2 separate regions of the Homo sapiens genome follow, and region 2 is linked to region 1. A link is an interaction called in ENCODE POLR2A ChIA-PET data of the cell type or tissue named here. Cell type or tissue: PC-9. All regions are shown on one strand. Links, peaks and the distances in the headings refer to the core of each region. The heading gives the core; the rest is flanking DNA.

The links. Peaks named below come from ENCODE experiments on the same cell type or tissue, not always from the same donor. Only the 100,000 strongest peaks of a DNase experiment are listed, where the experiment ranks them.
Region 2: POLR2A ChIA-PET joins it to region 1 with 6 read pairs; 2 of 35 experiments call an interaction of 5 or more read pairs at or near these places.

What each region holds. Positions count from the first base shown.
Region 1 is chr18:67,626,228-67,632,414 of GRCh38, forward strand. All of the region lies in intron 1 of DSEL-AS1 (DSEL antisense RNA 1), which reads left to right. Among named protein-coding and RNA genes, the nearest start is that of DSEL, 110 kb to the left of the region's middle. In PC-9, for the core only: no CTCF peak of the experiment used is centred there; no DNase peak of the experiment used is centred there.
Region 2 is chr18:67,780,469-67,786,655 of GRCh38, forward strand. All of the region lies in intron 1 of DSEL-AS1 (DSEL antisense RNA 1), which reads left to right. LOC105372172 (a long non-coding RNA gene) reads left to right here. Exons shown (of 4, transcript XR_007066404.1): 4 at 1,614-1,949. Among named protein-coding and RNA genes, the nearest start is that of LINC01903, 31 kb to the right of the region's middle. In PC-9, for the core only: no CTCF peak of the experiment used is centred there; a DNase peak (open chromatin) is centred at 3,303; H3K27ac peaks cover 1,647 bases.

The sequences.
Region 1 (6,187 bases), core at 709-5,708:
AATAAAATAATAAAAAATTTAAGATAGAGTTATTTCAAATCAAAAGCTGAATATTATTAAAATGAAGTGAAAGGTTTTTTTGTTGCTTAAACATTGACCATTAATGAATTATTGACAAAGTAGAAAGGTTAACCCCCAAATGTATAATATTTATTTTCTAAAAAGTATTTTTTATATTTTTCTTGCCTTGGGTCAACAATAATGTTTAAAAATACAGAAAACTATGTGGTAAAAGAAAGTGTGATGAACACAAAAGGAAAACTGTTTAAATGAGAGTTTTCGATTGAGAGGAAAAGTGACAAAAACTTTAGTTACTAATTCCAATGTAACTCCTCCAAATAATAAAAACATCAAATCTTTCATTGTAAAAATGGTATTATTGACAAAGAAGAGTTATTTTAAGAAAGAAAAAAATGCCAAGAAACAAAAGCTTCCTAAATACTGAACCTTTTACAGACTTTAAGAAATAGGCCACAGCTATTATTAATCTAGGGGAGGAAGTCCCTGATTTGATAAAATCAGTGATAAAAGAAATCTAAAAGAAACCTAAACACGCTAGCAACTTCTCTGTAAGTGTGAAGTTATAAACTTAATAATGTTTTTTAAAGAGAACTAAGCAGAAACTAGCCTACTATTGAAATATTGAAGATAGTTGCAATTCTTTTAATGATGAATATCTTAGACAAGTCCATCAGTCTCCGTGGTTATCAATAACACTTTTGAAACTTCATTATGTGCCAAATGTTGAAAATGGTTGCATTTCTTTTATTGCTGAATATCCTAGACAAGCCTATCAGCCTCAGTGGTTATTAATAACACTTATTAAAACTTTATGGCCCGGCGCAGTGGCTCACGCCTGTAATCCCAACATTTTGGGAGGCCGAGGCTTGTGGATCACCTGAGGTCAGGAGTTCAAGACAAGCCTGGCCAACATGGTGAAACCCATCTCTACTAAAAATACAAAAATTAGCTGGGCATGGTGGTGGGTACCTGTAATCCCAGCTACTTGGGAGGCTGAGGCAGAAGAATCACTTGAACTGGGAGGTGGAGGTTGCAGTGAGCTGAGATTGCGTCACTGCACTCCAGCCTGAGAGAAAATACTGAGACTCAGTCTCAAAAAACAAAACAAAACAAACTTTATTATGTGTCAGACTGTATGCAGGGTTCATATAGAGGATTTTATTTTATCCTGTGGTAGTAGCTATTGTACTCTTTCATTAATGGGAATATTGAAGCTTATAAAAATTAAATAATTAGGCCAAATCACAAAACTAGATGAGAAAACTCGGTTGAACCCAGATAGTTAACCACAGAAAGTTATAAATTAAAATTTTTTTTTAAAATACCAAGTAAAAATCACAAGTTGTGGAAAAACACATACAGTTATGCTGTTTTGTTAAATACATAGAAGTATATAAAGCATACGTATATTTATATATGTACATATGTATGTGTATGTATATGTGTATCTCATGGTCTTTCCTGTTTGCAGAGACAACTAATTAACATGAGCAAGCCCATCTGGGATCAGCAGAGTTAGCAGAAATAACCTTCAAAGCCTGAGAAATATTTATTATTTTACCCCACTGTATTTGGTAGTGGTTAATTATGCAGCAATAGCTACCTGATACAGAACATTTGCACTTAGTGATTGGAGGCCAGGAATTCTAAACAATGGAGAATTGTCCCATCCATGTGCCTATAATATTTATTGAAAAATACTGAATGACTCCTACCTATGACGAAGTGGTAAGAAAGAAAGTGTCCCCGATGGCTAATTGTTCACACTTGAATTCTAGAATTCAAGATACGTAATTTTCAGTTAGCACATGGTGATCTTTACTTAGGAATTGGCAACTGAGATTTTTCAAACCAAAGGGCAATTAAGTAACTCTTATTCCAAAGCTCAGGCCAATCTTTCTCTCTCTCTCTCTTTTTTTTTTTTTTGAAATGGAGTCTTGCTCTGTCACCCAGGCTATAGTGCAGTGATGCGATCTTGGCTCACTGCAACTTTCAATGCCAGAGTTCAAGTAATTCTCCTGCCTCAGCCTCCTAAGTAGCTGGGATTACAGGCATGTGCCACCACACCCAGCTAATTTTTTTTGTTTTTTTCGTTTTTTTTTTTTTTTTTTGGAGGTGGAGTCTCTCTCTGTCACCCAGGCTGGAATGCAGTGACGCAATCTCGGCTCACTACAAGCTTCGCCTCCCGGGTTCATGCCATTCTCCTGCTTCAGCCTCAGGAGCAGCTGGGACTACAGGCGCCCGCCACCACGCCCGGCTAATTTTTTTGTATATTTTTTAGTAGAGACGGGTTTCACCGTGTTAACCAGGATGGTCTCGATCTCCTGACCTCGTGATCCGCCCGCCTCGGCCTCCCAAAGCGCTGAGATTACAGACGTGCGCCACCGCGCCCGGCCTAATTTTTGTATTTTTAGTAGAGATGGGGTTTCACCATGGTGGCCAGGCTTGTCTTGAGGCCCTGACCTCAAGTGATCCACCCGCCTCAACTCCCAAAGTGTTGGGATTACAGACGTGAGACACTGCACTCGGCCTGTCAGGCCAATCTCTAAAGAGGAAAAAAAAAATAAACATGCTTCTCTGTTCTCCCCAGTTTTTACGTCACTAGCTAGTAGTAATTCAAGCTCAAGAAAACTCATTGGTTTAGAGTTGTGCAACTGTAATGCAATAAAGAGATAGCCATGGGCTTGAAAAGGGCAAAGTGTCTGGTAGCTAAGGGCTCATATTGGGTATTCTGCAGCTGTCCGGAAACGTAACGACTGAGAGTAGATTGTAGATTTCCCACCAGAGCTTCAGTGGCAGAACCAGATTCAGAATTGCAGAACTGACAACACCCCTCCCATCACCCTCTGGCTTATTGTGGGTCTTTGGGCTGAATATTTTAAAGCCTTTTAAAGAGAGAGTTAATTAAGACCTCATAAGTATTTATAAGAAGAAGATAATAAAAGGAATATAAGTTTCCCATAGTTGAAAAAGAGACAAGCAATATGCTGGTTATTATTACTACAATTTAAGGGTCCAAGCCTTGCAGATTGCTTTTACTCCACTGAGAACCTCGTTTCTCAGCTCTACAGGTTCAGAAATTTTATGTTGGACAGATTGATTTGGTTTCCTCAAATGCACTGTTATTAAATTCACAGAAAACAGAAACGCTAGAGAAGTAAATGGATTAAAGTACAATGAAGACATAACAAGGTCAAAACGAATTAATCCCATCAATGGTCCATGCATTTTTTTGTCCAGTAGAGAAATATATGTGGGAAACCAGAGTAATACAAATATAGGTTACTTGATTAATATGAAATACAGTGAATACTGTAAATGCTTGTTAGTTCCAGTCAGTGTTTTAATGCCCAACTTGTATACATCTAATCAATCCTCATAACAACACCATGAGCCAGGGTCTATTATTATTTTTAAAAATGAGAAAGTCAGGTTAAATACCTTGTCCAAAATCACAGTGCTAAGAAATGGCAAAGCTAGGGTAACTCGTAAGTCAGATTCCTGAATCTGCACTTCTAACTATTCTTGAATAAGACTTAGTTGATATGGAGAATTATTTAATTAGGTTAGACCAGCTCGTGGAACTACTTTGTTTTTACTAGGTTCTTATCTCCACAGTGGTGATGCGTGATGTGACAGAAACCGCTGGTTGTCTACTCACTACCAACTCTCTCTGTCTTATTAAAATAAATCTAGTTTTCTTTGGAATAGCACTGTACTCATCTGAAACACTGCATTCCCAGCATCCTTTGCAGAACAGTAGCCTGGCAACACACTTTGACCAATGAGAATTAAATCTATATGCTGGGCCTTTTTCAGAAAGTTTTGCTTTCCTCACGTAGCTTCCTTTTCTTGTTATTCTTTTTCTCCTACCTGAAATAGAGAAGTAAAATGGTAGTTGGAAAAGCTATTTTAAGAAAATGAGAATACTTCAACTTGGCTGTCTTGAATAGCACTACAATGAAGATAGGAGGGCAGACATCTCCTGGACACAGACTTCAAGTCTTTGGGTAAATAGCCAGAAACGGGATTGCTGGATCATATGGTAGTTCTATTTTTAGTTTTTGAGAAACCTTCACAGTTTTCCATAATGGCTGTACTGATTTACATTCAATACAAGGGCCCCCTTCGCTCCATATTTTCACTAACTATTATCTTTTTTTCTTTTTGATAATAGCCACTCATAGGTGTGAGGTGGTATTTCATTGTGCTTTTAATTTGCATTTTCCTACTGACTAGGGATGTTGAACAGTGTTTTCATGTATCTGTTGGTAATTTGTATGTCTTCTTTGGGGAAATGTCTATTCAGGTTTCTTGCTCATTTTTTAGTCAAATTATTTATTTTCTTTTTAGCGGGTTGTTTGAGAACAGATGAATGGAGAAAATGTGGTATATATACACACAATGAAATAGTAGTCAGACTTAAAGAAAAAATGTATAAATTGCAACATGTTTGGTATTGGAGAACATTATTCTAAATGAAATAAGCCAGGCAAATACTGCATGTTTTCACTTATATATATGGAATCTAAAACAATCAAACTCAAAGAAGCAGAATGATGGTTATCAGAGTCTGAGTGAGTAGGGAAATTGGGGAGATGATTGTCAAAAGGTACAAAGCCTCAGTTAGACAGAAGGACTAAGGTATTTTTTATTTGAGATGCATTGCACAGCATGACGAATATAGTAAATAATAATGAATTGTACATTTCTAAATCACTAAGTTTCAAATGTTCTCCCCACGGAAATGATAACTTTCACTTGCATCCATGTGAAGAGAACACCAAACAGGCTTTGTGTGAGCAACGAGGCTATTTATTTCACCTGGGTGCAGGTGGGCTGGGTCTGAAAAGAGAGTCAGTGAAGGGAGATAGGGGTGGGGCCGTTTTATAAGATTTGGGTAGGTGAAGGAAAATTACAGTCAAAGGGGGGTTGTTCTCTGGTGGGCAGGAGTGGGGGTCACAAGGTGCTCAGTGGGGGAGCTTTTTGAGCCAGCATGAGCCAGGAAAAGGAATTTCACAAGGTAATGTCATCAGTTAAGGCAAGGACCGGCCATTTTCACTTCTTTTGTGGTAGAATGTCATCAGTTAAGGCAGGAACAGGCCATTTAAATTTCACTTCTTTTGCGATTCTTCAGTTACTTCAGGCCATCTGGACGTATACATGCAGGTCACAGCGGATATGATGGCTTAGCTTGGGCTCAGAGGCCTGACAATAACTATTTGAAGTAATGAGTATGATAATTAGCTTTACTTAATTATTGCACATTGTGTTATAAACTATAACATCACTTTGTACCCCATAAATATATACAACTATAATTTGTCAATTTATAATTAAAAATAAAAATAAAGAAAATGAGGATAAAAACCATACCATAACAATGACATCGATGGAGAACAGGGTGACCTGGGAGATTAATGATAGGATAGAGGTGTTATAAAGGCCTCTGCTGCTTTTGTTTTTGACTACCTGTTATGTAAAAATTAAGTAACTTCCAATTTAGTTATTACTTTATAGGCAGATAATGTTGGGTCCCTCATCTGACTGTGGAGAGTTAGAACTCTGCTTGCTTTTATTACTGTTGCAGCTTACGAATCTAAAACTCTACCAGAACGATAGTAATTGCTCAAAAATATTTTGAGCATTTCAATGCATAAATGAGTTTGAATAGACATTGTCACGAAAAGAACCCAGTTCCACCACTATTGTGGTCACTAAAAACAACCACTGACAGAGAAGGGGCACAGTTCTGCAAATCACTGGATCCATTGCCAAGGTCAGCTGTGGTTACCATTGGGAGCCATGGGTATTGAGAGAACAATAGGGAAGGCCTGTTAGCAGTAAGAGGTAGCAAAAAACGGGGCTGTTGATTTTTAGTGGGAGGATCTTTTAGTGTTAAGCTGGATAGTATTTTTGTCTGGGATTTTTTTGGCGAGTTCTACTATTTCATAAGCAGTCACCTTTGTCATTTAGAGGGAGGAACAGATATTTAATCCTTCAATATATTTCATACTTACATAAGGTAAGAAAAACTACACTTTATTTTGCAACTAATATGCCCCAAGCACTTTTCTTATGTCCTCTTTTATAATCCTCATAAGGCAGATTATGTACTTTTCAGTTTATTGATTAGGAATTTGAGGCTCCAAGTTAAGGTCATGTG
Region 2 (6,187 bases), core at 646-5,645, 150 kb after region 1:
TTTTTTTTTCTTCTATGTAAAGTAAAAATCAAATTCCTTTTAGGAAAAAATGATAATCAAAAACTGTACATTAAAATAAATATTTCCACTAAAATAAATGGCTATCACTGAATGCATCCAGTCTTCACTTGTGTTTTAATTTCACAATGACCCCTTTCCTTTTTTTTTTTCAAATTTACGTTTCTTTGTTTTCATGATCAAGTTTAAGCTTGAACATTTTCTTACACTGAACAGCTGTTAAATGTCTGTGTTTGCAGACCAAACAATTGTCACTAGACTGACTATATAGCCTATACAGTAAGAAGGAGGAAATTAATCTGATGCAACATTTCTGATGATTTTTTTCCACCAGCCTATCTAAGAATTTGTGTGGCAGGTATGCAAAAATCAACTTCTAGCAATCAAATACATAAACTAAATAGATTCCAAACGGAAAGTATAATCAATCTATCTCAAATAGAGTAAGTGGACTAATAAGCATATCATCAGAGATGCATCTAAGATTCTTTAACATTCTTCTTTACTTCAGAATGCCAGCTTTACTGGGAATTAATATCCAAACATCAGGCAGCTATTGCCTCCAACAACAATGAAGCTGGTATGGCTTTCAGTTTAACATCCATGATATGCTTCATTAAATATATTTCATTTTACTGTCAGATTTTTTAATATGTCTCTGAGCACACTTCATAATTTTTGAAAGATATTACGAACTAATTTGTTTCCCAGAAAGCATACTTTCCATGGATAATAAGAATCATGATGCATTTTTATGACTTTATGTGTATTAATCAAGAGCTTTTTTTATAATGGAATTTTCCCTGTTCCCAATTCTGCTTCACATATGCTAAGACAATGACAAGTTGAAGTCAACTTCTAACATTAACTTTAAACACAAAATATCTTAAGTGCATAAATATATTAGCAACTTTTTATATTGTAGTAGAAAATCTATTGACCTTAGTGGAGAAATAAAGACTTTCTCCCTCAATGTATCTATTAAGAAGTTTGGTTTCATGAAATTTAGTGATGAACTGTTACATGGTAAAAAATCTTTTAAGTGTTAAAAAGGAAAAGCCACAAGGGTTCTTAAAATATGAAAGAAAGGAAACATTCTAGATATCTTATGAAGATTATTACTTGGATATAATCATAATATTCAGATAGGAGTTACTGACTATATATGCATATCTGTGGAGACTCTGCCTAAAAATTTGAATACATTATAGATATTTAAGTAAACATTTTACTTTCTGATCCATTTCACCTATTGTCCTAAAGAAGCAGAAAGGTTAAAGACCTGCTCAGGTCAGGAAATGTTTGCCAGCCTAATCAGAACTGTCACCTGCTCCCTATTACAACTCACTGTACCCTCTGAGAGTAATAGGTTTGCTTATTTTCTCTTTCTAAATCCACATGAGATAAGAAAACAAAACAAAACAAGACAGTCTTTGGAGTCACAAAGGTTTCATGCAAAATTGATTATAGTTAATTTTAATTGTCACTTAAGGTATTTTCAAATATGTCCCCTTCTTCAACTGGTATTATTGTTTGTTTGTTTGTTTGTTTGTTTATTGTTTACCCAACAAATATGACTATCATCTTTGTTATAGTCAGTAATTCCAAGTGTGCTGGCAGAGCCTGGAAGCCATTAACAAGCAAGTGTGAGAAGTAATTGAAGGGAAGAATAAAATTACACTCTTCTAGCTCCAGGATCATGGTGGGTAATAAGAGAATTAGACATTTTTACTTCTCTAGGATCTACCTTTCACACCAAAATGTCTCTCTGAGTTTATAAAAATATAAATAAATGAACCATTCATATACCATTCTGAAATAAAACAAGCATGTTAACAAACACTGTTAAATGTAGAAAGCATTTTAATACCATTTTTAGGGAAAAGATGGAGAATATTTTGTGAATTTGGGCTATAGAATTAATACTGCTTGGAAAATTTCCTCTCCATATGAATGGGCCAGTTTTTATTTTAATGATTTTTTTTATTTTTAAAATACTTTGATGTAAGCAACTGCTGCAAAATAAACTCTTAAAAACAACACAATCATTTCACTTTATTTTATTTTTCTTTATTCCAATAAGCCTTTTTACTCCTAACACAACTATTTAATAATTAAAATTAGTTACTTCTTTTTTTTTACTGAAAAAATAATTCAACTTAGCTGTTTACAAAGAAGCTGTTGTGTATTTAAATTAATTTCACTGATTTAAATATAATTTACAAAGGGAGAAGCAAGAATATTGAAACTGAAGTAGTAATGCTTGGTAAGAAATGAATGGAAATTTTATTTCAAACAAGAAATCTACAAGATGTTTGTGTTCACGTTTTGTTACTTTCTGATCTACACAAAATTCATTACATTTTTGTTTTCCAGTATTATATAGCTAGGTTTCCACAGCAGTTTTCTACAATGGGAGTATCTTGGGAATATAATTCTTCATTATTTATTCCTAGATTTTCATTTAGGCACAGATTTTATTCCTACATGCCCCTGAGGACTACTCTGATTAGCTCTGAGCTCATTTTTCAAAGAATATGGCAGGAAACCAGCAGGTAAAATCTTAAAATTGCTATGGCAATGCCTTTCCTTGCTCTTTCAAGGTTTACATTTTCTAAAGGAGGCTGAATACCAAGAGTGACATCCACACTGTTTTCAGATCACTTGTGTTAGTATTCAGAAAGGAGACTGATTTACCATGTGTGGGCAGTCCTTCCTTATGTTTCCACAATAATCTCTTAAAGAGTGGGACTGGTATTTTTAACACTATCCAAAGAATGCCTTCCTTTAGTATGTTTACTGCAGAAAATAGACTGCCCCAATATATACAAAGCACTTTCAGAGCTCCTCCCTGCTCTATTTTGTATAAGAATTTGGAAGACTAGGTCCAAGACTCAGTTCTCTCATCAAAGAACAGTATGGCTGTGAACAAAAGAGTTAGCCTGCATATTTTAGTTTCTCATTGGCAAAAGAAGCAGAAAGGATGATGTCGCTAAGGTCACTTCCAGTCTTACAACATTTTGAGACTTTTAGCTGGAAATATTTGAACATGAGAAGCTTCTTTTTCCATCTCTTCCAAACCTTATCTTATTATCAACAGACTGTTTAATTGAATAGGATAAAGAGATCCATGAAAATTTTATGTCAAAGAGGGTTATAATGGCAATCCCCTTTCCCTTGGTGTTGGTAGGTGGCAGTGATGAAATATACAAATACCATCTTAGGGCTTTAAACCACCAACTGATCAAAATCAGTCCCTTGACTCCTCTCCTATTGTCTCCATGAGTCACTGCCCATATTAGATTCTGATGTAAGAATTAGTCACAGTGAGACATTCAAAGGATGTTAGAAAATGTAACCACACTAAGCACTGATAAATGTATATATACATGGCATATTATATTTACTTCATAAATTTAATGTGATTAATTGTTGAAAGACATAAAAAGGATTTAGGTCTCAGGAAAAGAAATTATGCCATTTTATAATAAATTTCTGAATCCAAGATGAACCCTTTATGTAATTATTGATATAGGTTAGCAATTGAACTGAACAATATTTTTGTAATTTCCAGTTTGCATTCTACAAAAGACCAAGCTCTACCTGTAAGTATTACAATGTCTACGTTTTAAAGTTAAAAGGAGAGAGAAGATGCAAGAGGATTTTACTTGCATGAAGGAGTGGAGGATAGAAACTTAGTTAACAGCAGGGATGAGAGAAAAAAATGATGGTTGGATGTTGTGAGAGAGCAAAGAAATGGGAAGGAGAAAAAAACACACAAGATGGAGGGCATAAAGTAGGAAATCCTGGTAAATTACAAAAATGGCTAAAAGCAAAGTAAATCATCTGTGGGCTATAAGCTATTCATAAGGATCTATTATTAAATGTATTTCCCTTGACTATGAAATGAATTCTCCTACAGGGTCAATTTATTATTTATTTTGTCTTGTCAATTTTTAATCTAGGCATCTAGTAATTCTAATTACAATGATGTTATACCTCTCCCCACCTCTTCCTCCAATGAACATTCAAGGATATAAAGGTATTATGTTTATAACCAAATGCTGTTCAGTTATTTCAGTAATCTAAGTGCAAATTTAAAACACATATGATGGTGGCTGATTTTACAGTATACCAAAGTAAAAACATGTATGAAACTCAGTAGGCACAACAATAAATGCCCAGGTGGGTGACTTAATGAATAAATAAAGCACATCTACATGACAATCAGTAGACAGAGCAAAATTCATAGTAAGATTCTTCAGATTAACTCTTCATACTTTTCTTTAACTTTGTGTAAACACGTTATTAACGAATACGGAAATAAATTACCTGCATTTATCACCCGCCCATGATTCATTAGTTTAACTCAGAGATTGGCAAACCGAGCCTGTGGGCTCAATTTATCCTGCCATCTGTTTTTGACAATTCTTTCCTCTACATCTGCAGTTTGGTAATTTTTAAGTGTGCAATTAATATCTGAACCACTTTTTATCTTGCTTTCTATTCTTTCACAGAAAATGAGAACAATCTGAATAAAATTTCGTTAAGATAAAATGACTAATAATAAGCTGTTTCTAAAAGTCAAGTGGAAAAAAAATTTACTATCTAGACCTTAAGGAGAATTGGAACTTTAAAAAAAGGCGCATTTATTTATTTTGCTTTTGGCCAAAAATAACAATAATCGTAATAGAGAATCCATATGGTTAATGGTAAAACACATAAAGAAGAACTGAAACATCTGATAAAGTTTAAATCTCAGCTCCCTTACCATTTATAACTTTTAGACATTGCTTTTAAATCTATAAAATATGGATTTTAATATTATTTTCCTCATAGATCATTGTGCATATTACATTAATATATAAAAGGTGCTTAGAATATAATCTCATACATAGTGCACTCTCAGGAATGTTATATATTATTCATCATATTGAAAATCAACTATACTGTAACATTTGATGATGATAGTTGAACATTTTTGGAAGAAGGAAAATCAACTGCAATCTCAAATCAATGTTTGATGTTGCACAATTAAAATGATGATATTATTGGAACTATTTTGCCTTCATAACACTTAGTGAAGAGTTTGTGTCTGACTTCATACCAGGATGGGAAAATCAGTTAATTTCAGCTTAGTGGTTTCTTTCTCCTCTTAAATAAATATATTTAATAAAATTAAATTAGAAAAAAAAGTAAAATCTCAACTTAGATTTGTGTTAAACTTACTTCTCTGGATGAAAAATATAAATAAATACATAAGGGTAACATCTTTCTTTTTCTCTAAGACAATATTGTGACTTCTTCTCTGATTATATTAATTTTCTGACTGATCTGTCTAATATTGACAGTGGGGTGTTAAAGTCTCCTACTATTATTATGTGGGTGCCTAAGTCTCTCTGTAGGTCTCTAAAACTTGCTTTATTAATCTGGGTGCTCCTGTATTGGGTGCTTATATATATTGAGGATAGTTAGCTCTTCTTGTTGCATTGATCCCTTTACCCTTATGTAATGCCCTTCTTTGTCTTTTTTGATCTTTGGAGGTTTAAAGTCTGCTTTATCAGAGACCAGGACTGGAACCCCTGCTTTTTTTTGCTTTGCCTTTGCTCTATTTATGCTGTGACCATCACTCACTGCAGCCTCATCCTCCTGGGCTCAAGCGGTCCTCCCACCCCAGACTCCCAAGTAGCTGAGACTACAGGCATGCACCAGAACATCCAGCTATTATTATTATTATTATCATATTTTTGTAGAAACTGAGTCTTGCTATATTGTCCAGGCTGGTCTTGAATTCCTGCGCACAAGAATTCCTCCAACCTCAACTTCCCGAAGCGCTGGGATTACTGGCATGCACCACCATGCCTGGCCTCTTATACCTATTTTATTCTAATCTAAGATTTTATTAGTGCATATTGTTTTTAATAGGTACACATAAAATGTGTTTTTCTTTTATTTCACTTGTCACTAAATTTTGGCATGAAGGTTTTTTATGTTTTTAGTGATAAACAGGAGTTAGAGTCACATGATGTGGTTTAATTTTGATATGTTAGACTTTAAAAACATTTCCATCTTAATTTGTATTTTCTAGATAAAAATGTGAATTAGGCAAAATAAAAATGTTTTCCGTTAATTATTTAGTGTATTGTCTGTACTTGCACAGAGAATAAAC